2 separate regions of the Homo sapiens genome follow, and region 2 is linked to region 1. A link is an interaction called in ENCODE POLR2A ChIA-PET data of the cell type or tissue named here. Cell type or tissue: GM12878. All regions are shown on one strand. Links, peaks and the distances in the headings refer to the core of each region. The heading gives the core; the rest is flanking DNA.

The links. ChIA-PET counts read pairs that join two places held together with the same protein. Peaks named below come from ENCODE experiments on the same cell type or tissue, not always from the same donor. Only the 100,000 strongest peaks of a DNase experiment are listed, where the experiment ranks them.
Region 2: POLR2A ChIA-PET joins it to region 1 with 5 read pairs; 4 of 35 experiments call an interaction of 5 or more read pairs at or near these places.

The regions. Positions count from the first base shown.
Region 1 is chr20:48,907,646-48,910,556 of GRCh38, forward strand. No RefSeq gene overlaps it. Among named protein-coding and RNA genes, the nearest start is that of ARFGEF2, 13 kb to the right of the region's middle. In GM12878, for the core only: no CTCF peak of the experiment used is centred there; no DNase peak of the experiment used is centred there; H3K27ac peaks cover 456 bases.
Region 2 is chr20:48,803,262-48,806,172 of GRCh38, forward strand. All of the region lies in intron 1 of PREX1 (phosphatidylinositol-3,4,5-trisphosphate dependent Rac exchange factor 1), which reads right to left. Among named protein-coding and RNA genes, the nearest start is that of PREX1, 23 kb to the right of the region's middle. In GM12878, for the core only: no CTCF peak of the experiment used is centred there; no DNase peak of the experiment used is centred there.

The DNA.
Region 1 (2,911 bases), core at 115-2,614:
TAGAATTCACCCATTTAAAGTGTACAATTCAGTGGCCTTCAGTATATTCAGAGTCGTGCAACCATCACCACCATCTAATTTGGGAACATTTTCATCATCCTGAAAATGAAAGCCAGTACCCATGAGCATTTACTCCTCATTTCCCCCTCCTCCTAATGCCTGACAACCACGAATCTACTCTCAGTGTCTGTGGATTTGCCTATATCCATGGTATTTTGTTTCTTGCATCCTTTCATCTTTGTCTTGTTTTCTGCCTCCCAATAATAATAAACCATAAGACCCTGGACACTCTGTCCTCTCTTTTGTGTCCCTTCCTGGACTTCAGTGAGTGATTCACCTAATGGGCATCTGCTGATCAAGTAATACACTGGCCCTTTGACTGAGAACAAGCACAGAGCATCTACAATGCATCGGGTAATATTCCAGGTGCTGCATATACATTAACTCATATGATCCTTACACAGAAATCCATGACACAGGCACTGTTATTATCCCCACCTGACTGATAGGGAAACTGAGACAGGAGAAGTTGAGTACCTTGCCAGAGTGACATAGCCAGCAAGGAGGCAAAGCCAGAATTCAAACCTGGACATTTATGCCTGGAGTCTGCACTCCACCACTGCACCACACTTTCTCCTGTGAGGCCAAGTGGATGGGCCTTCATTTGCGAGCAGTTCCAGGAAACCTGCACGGGGGCTGGGAAAGAGCAAGGTGGAAGCTGCTGTAGATGCTCCCCCCACCAACCACCACCAGCCAACTACGTCCCTTAGTATTTCACAGCCTTGTGTAGCTCCTCAAGTGTGTATTCTGGACTGCTCTAGCAACTTGATTTAACCAATAGAATGTAGTAGAAGGGACGCTGTGCCACTCCAAGTCAAAGCCTAAAGAAGGCCTGGCAGGGCACAGTGGCTCACATCTTTACAGTACATTGGGAGACCAAGCCAGCTGGATCCCTTGAGCCCAGGATTTTGAAACCAGCCTGGGGAACATAGTGAGACCCCATCTCTATGAAATTTTTTTTTTTAAATTAGCCAGAGTGGTGGTGCACTCCTGTAGTCCCAGCTACTCAGGAGGCTGAAGTGGGAAGACTGCTTGAGCCCAGGAGGTCAAGGGTGTAGTGAGCCATGATTGCACCACTGCACTCCAGCCTGGGTGGTAGAGTGAAACCCTGTCTCAAAAAAAAAAAAAAAAATCCTGGTGGCTTCTGTTTTGTCACTTTTTAGAACTCTGAGTCACAATGTAAGAGATCTGGCCACCCTGCTGAAGAAACCACATAGGAAGAGGCCCTCAGTCTACACAGGGAGCGCTCCAGGTATCCCAGCTATCCCAGCATTTTGGCTGTCCCCCCTCAAAGTCCCAGACATGTGAGTGAACCATTGCAGACATTCTAGCACAGTTGAGCTCCCACTGATGACCTCAGATTTAGTTAAGACCACATGCAGCAGAAGAGCCGCCCAGCTGATCCTAGTCAACCCAGAGCATGGTGAGTAATCATCAACTATTGTTTTAAGCCACTAAGGAGTAGACAGTCAAACAGCAGTAGATAATCAAAACAAGGAGTAAGACCACTTCTGTGGACAGAAGACCCATGAAGGGTCTGACCTCATGATTCCACAGTCTCCTGCTGACTCAAAGAAGAGGGTAGAAAGCTAATCAGAAGAGCTGAGTGTCTGCTCCAGCCAGCAGCTGGGGTGCAGATTCATGACCTTCACTCAGCTGGTCAGATGTGTTGGCTCAGGACTTTGAATCTGGAGTAAGCAACACAAAAGACCAGGAGGTTTAGACTTGTTCTGAAAGGAGTGGTGGTGACATCTGACTAGCATCTTGTTTCCAGTGGCAGCCCCTGAGGCAAGGCCAAGAGTGGGGATGCAGCATCCAGCCAAGACAGCAACAGCATCCTTTCCAGAATCTTCTTTGGTGCAATTTCTGAACCCTTCACATCCCTCATTTTCCACCTATTTTCTGAGCCTGATTCTCCAGTCTTCTGATTCATTTTGAAAAAGACTCTCATCATTCCAGGAAAGCACTTTTGCAGCTGAAGTTAGCAGTAGTTTGTGTATTGATTGGGTTTGTTTGCATGCAACAGAAAACTCCCAAACAACTGTGGCTTAAACAAGATAGTTGATTTTCTCTTTGTGAAAAATGTACAGAACTCAGCAGTCCAGGTCCCACCAGGTCTTCAGAGACCCAGTATCCTTGTGTCTTGGTGCTCTGGCTCCGCTCCACGTGGCACATTGCCTCAGGGTCTAAAATAGCTGCCCAAGCTCCAGCCATTGTGTTCACATTCTGGCCAGGAGAGAAGAGGAAAGGTTAAAGAAAAACATGCCCCTCCCTTTTTAGGAAACCACTTGGAAGTCCCTCCTAATCCTTTGCTTATATCTCATAGCTAGAACTTAATCACAAGACCACGCTTAGGTACAAGGAAGGCAGGAATGAGCAGTCCTTAGCTGAGCGGTTAGGTCCTCAACTAAAAATAAGAGTTATGTTGCTAAAGAGGAAAGAAAGAATGATGCTGAAGGAGGCTACTGGAGATCTCTGCCTGGGTCTGCCTCTGCTGTGTTCAACCAAGAACTCTGCATGGGAGAGCCAAGCCAGACTGATGCAAGGCAAGTGAGCTCCAAAACTGGGGCTTCACCTGGGAGGGTTCTTGGCTTTACCCAGCAGAGAATTCAAGGGCAAGTCAGTGGTGTTAGACAGCAACTTTTATTGAAGCAGCAGTGTACGGCAACAGCAGAGGTACTGCTCCTTGCAGAGCAGGGCTAACCCCTGGGCATAGGGGTTGTTGGCAGCTGTATTTATATCCACTTATAATTATATGTTAATGAAGAGGCACGTTATCCAGAACTTTCTGGAAAAAGGGTGAGGAGTTTCTGAAACCATATAAAGTAACTTCCTGGCTGTTGCCATGGCA
Region 2 (2,911 bases), core at 319-2,818, 100 kb before region 1:
AAAGCACTGAGGCCCATCCAGGGACCCCAAGCATCCTTCCTCCCTCAGACCCAAAATAGGATCCAAGAAGCTCAGAGCCAGCATATGCGGGTGGGGGAGGGAGAACAGGGAGATGAACCCAACAGATTTGCATGGCAGACTCCCCGAAAGCCATGCCATCTGGAGCCCCTTTGTGATAAAGGGAAGGGGAACAGAGTGAGAGCCAGGAGTATTTTCAAGGAGTGGGGTAAGGGGGCAAAAGAGGTATGTACAGGGAGAGGGAGGGCCACCTGTCACCAAGACCAGCAGCACCCCAATTCCACTTCCCAACCACCTGCAACACACAGGGCCACACACGCCAAAAACAGCTTGTAATCCACATAGCATCACCCCTTCTGCAGCTTCCCGAGGTCTGATATCCTGGAAGTCGTGCCCTGAGTCCTGCTCTTAGTACATGTGGTTGTGGGGCAGCCGGCACCTCACCCCATCTACACTGACGAACCTGTGACCCAGGCGTGGGCAATCAGAGCTCTGGGGCCCTCTGGATGGGTGATACTTGGTTCATGGATGGGTCCATGACCTCAAGGTCAGGCCAGGGAACACCTGGATCCAACTGTGCCTGAGGCCATTACTCCTGAGTCAAGTAAGCCCAGAAAGTCTTTTTTTGTTTGTCTGTTTGCTTCAGACTCTTCAAGTTAGGGTTTCTGTCACTTACAACCCAAACAGTCCTGAGTGATACAGCTGTTACAGCACCTATCATCCTGTAATGTCTCACTTAGGTGCCCATTTTCTCCCCTGGACTGGAGCCCTTGAGGACACACACCATTGTTTGAGTCATCTGCGTTTCTGACGCCCAGAAGAAGGCCTGGGATATAATATAATCTTCAGGAAATACGTGACAACGACTGGATAGCTCGTCCTTCTTTCACTCTGCAAATATCTACTAAGCACCCACTATGTGCCAGGCACTGTTCTAGGTGTGGGGACACAACAGGGAATAAAAGAGACAAAACCCCCTGCCCTCTGGGAGCTTAAATTCTAGCGAAGGAAGAGCAGGCAAGAAGCAGAGGAGTCAATCAAATACAAGTGCCACGGAGAAGAGGGAGACAGAGGGGGAGCATGGGAGGAGGGGTGACTTTCGATGGGAGGCCAGGGAAGGCTGGGCTGAGAGGGAGAGGCCCAAGACCTGAAGAGGTCATGAGTGCACAAATACCTGGAGAATGTTCCCGACCAACAGGACAGCATGTGCAAAGGCCCTGAGGCAGGAGTGTGCTGGGCACTTTTGGCGAAGGAGTCAGAAGACCACAGACTACAGGGCGTTGGGATTTCCTCTGGGTGAGGTGGGAGGCAGCGGGGGCTCAGATAGGACGAATGTGACCTGATTTACGCAGGGTACATGTGGAGAACCAGGGGCAAGGGTGGAAGCATGGGACAAGGGAGGAGACGACTGCAAGAGTCCCAGCAGGAGACCATGGTGGCTGAGACCCGGGGCTACCCATGGGAGGTGAGAAGTGGCCGGATCCTGGCTGCTTGTCCAAGTTGGAGCTGACAGGATTTCCTGATGGGTTGGATGTGGGATGTAAGAGGAAGAGTGGCGTCAAGATGGCCCAAGGAGGTGCCAGAGTGACTGGAAGGAGGGGGCCGCAAGAGGAGTGGCGGGGAGGAGGCAGCAAGTTTGTGATGCCTGCTGAATGCCCTCATGGAGATGTCGGGTCATCATCTAGAGGTCGGGACAGAGGTCAGGGCAAGGAATATAAATTTGAGAAATGCTGGCAGGGCATTTTAAATGATTGAGCAAGATGAGCTCAACTACAGAATGATAATGAAGTGACAGAGGAAGAGAGGGAAGAAATGGTCCCCATCTCCTTACCACCGGGCTGCCAGTGCCCACCAGCCTCCTGGCTATGTGCCGGGGAGAAGAAACGGTGATAGCAGCAGGACATCAACTCCTTGTTCTAGAACAGCTTGCTATGGACAATGGAGTTTCACATCCACTGTTTAGCCTGCTCCAAAGAGGTAGGTAGGGCAGGAATTAGCATTCCCCACCCCAACTCATCACCCAGATAAGAAACTGAGGCTCAGTCAGAGAAGGACAGGCGGGTGCAAGGTGATCCAGGCTAACTCAGCTGGCTGAGCCACCCGGCCAAGGCCAGGCTGCAGACACCACGTGCTCTCTGCCAAGTGCAGCTCTTCAGGAGCAGAAACAGAGAGACCCCCTCCACCCTACCTTCTGCGGCTGCCAAAGACCTGACACACGGGGAGGGGCTGAGAATATGTCTTGGCCCGAAGTGTTGTGGTGACTGGCAGACAACAAGTGCTGGCAGCGAATTAGGGAGCCAGGAGGGGCAGCCAGCACCACACACAGGGCTGGGTCTCCAGGGTCCCCTCAGCACCGGGGGCTCCCTTCTTCCTGGACTTACAGGCCAGCCCCAAGCCCAGAATCCCACCTCACCCCTCTGTGCCCCCCAACAGCCACCAACTCTTGAGAGAGACACCAGGGATGGGGCATCCTGCTCCCACCTCAGCCACAGGGCTCAGCCTCAGGGATCGAGACCCAGGTTCAAATCCCAGCTCCAGTGCCAACTGACAATGAGACTTAGAACCAGCTGTAACACCTCTCCAAGCTTCAATGTCCCCACCTGTAAGACAGGTGGCAAATACAGAAACACTTCCATCATCACTGCCGCCAAAGCAGCGAACATGTGCTGAGCTCTCAGGATGTGCCAGACACTGCTCTAGACCAGGGCTTCTCCCGCTCAGTGCCACTGACAATTGGGGCCAGGTAATACTGTGTGATAAGGCTGTGCTAGGCACTGTAGGACGTTCAGCAGCATCCCTGGACTCTACCTGCTTCATGACAGTAGCAGGTAGAGTCCAGACATCCTTCCTCCCCAGTTGTGACAACCAAAAATATCTCCAGACATTGCCATAT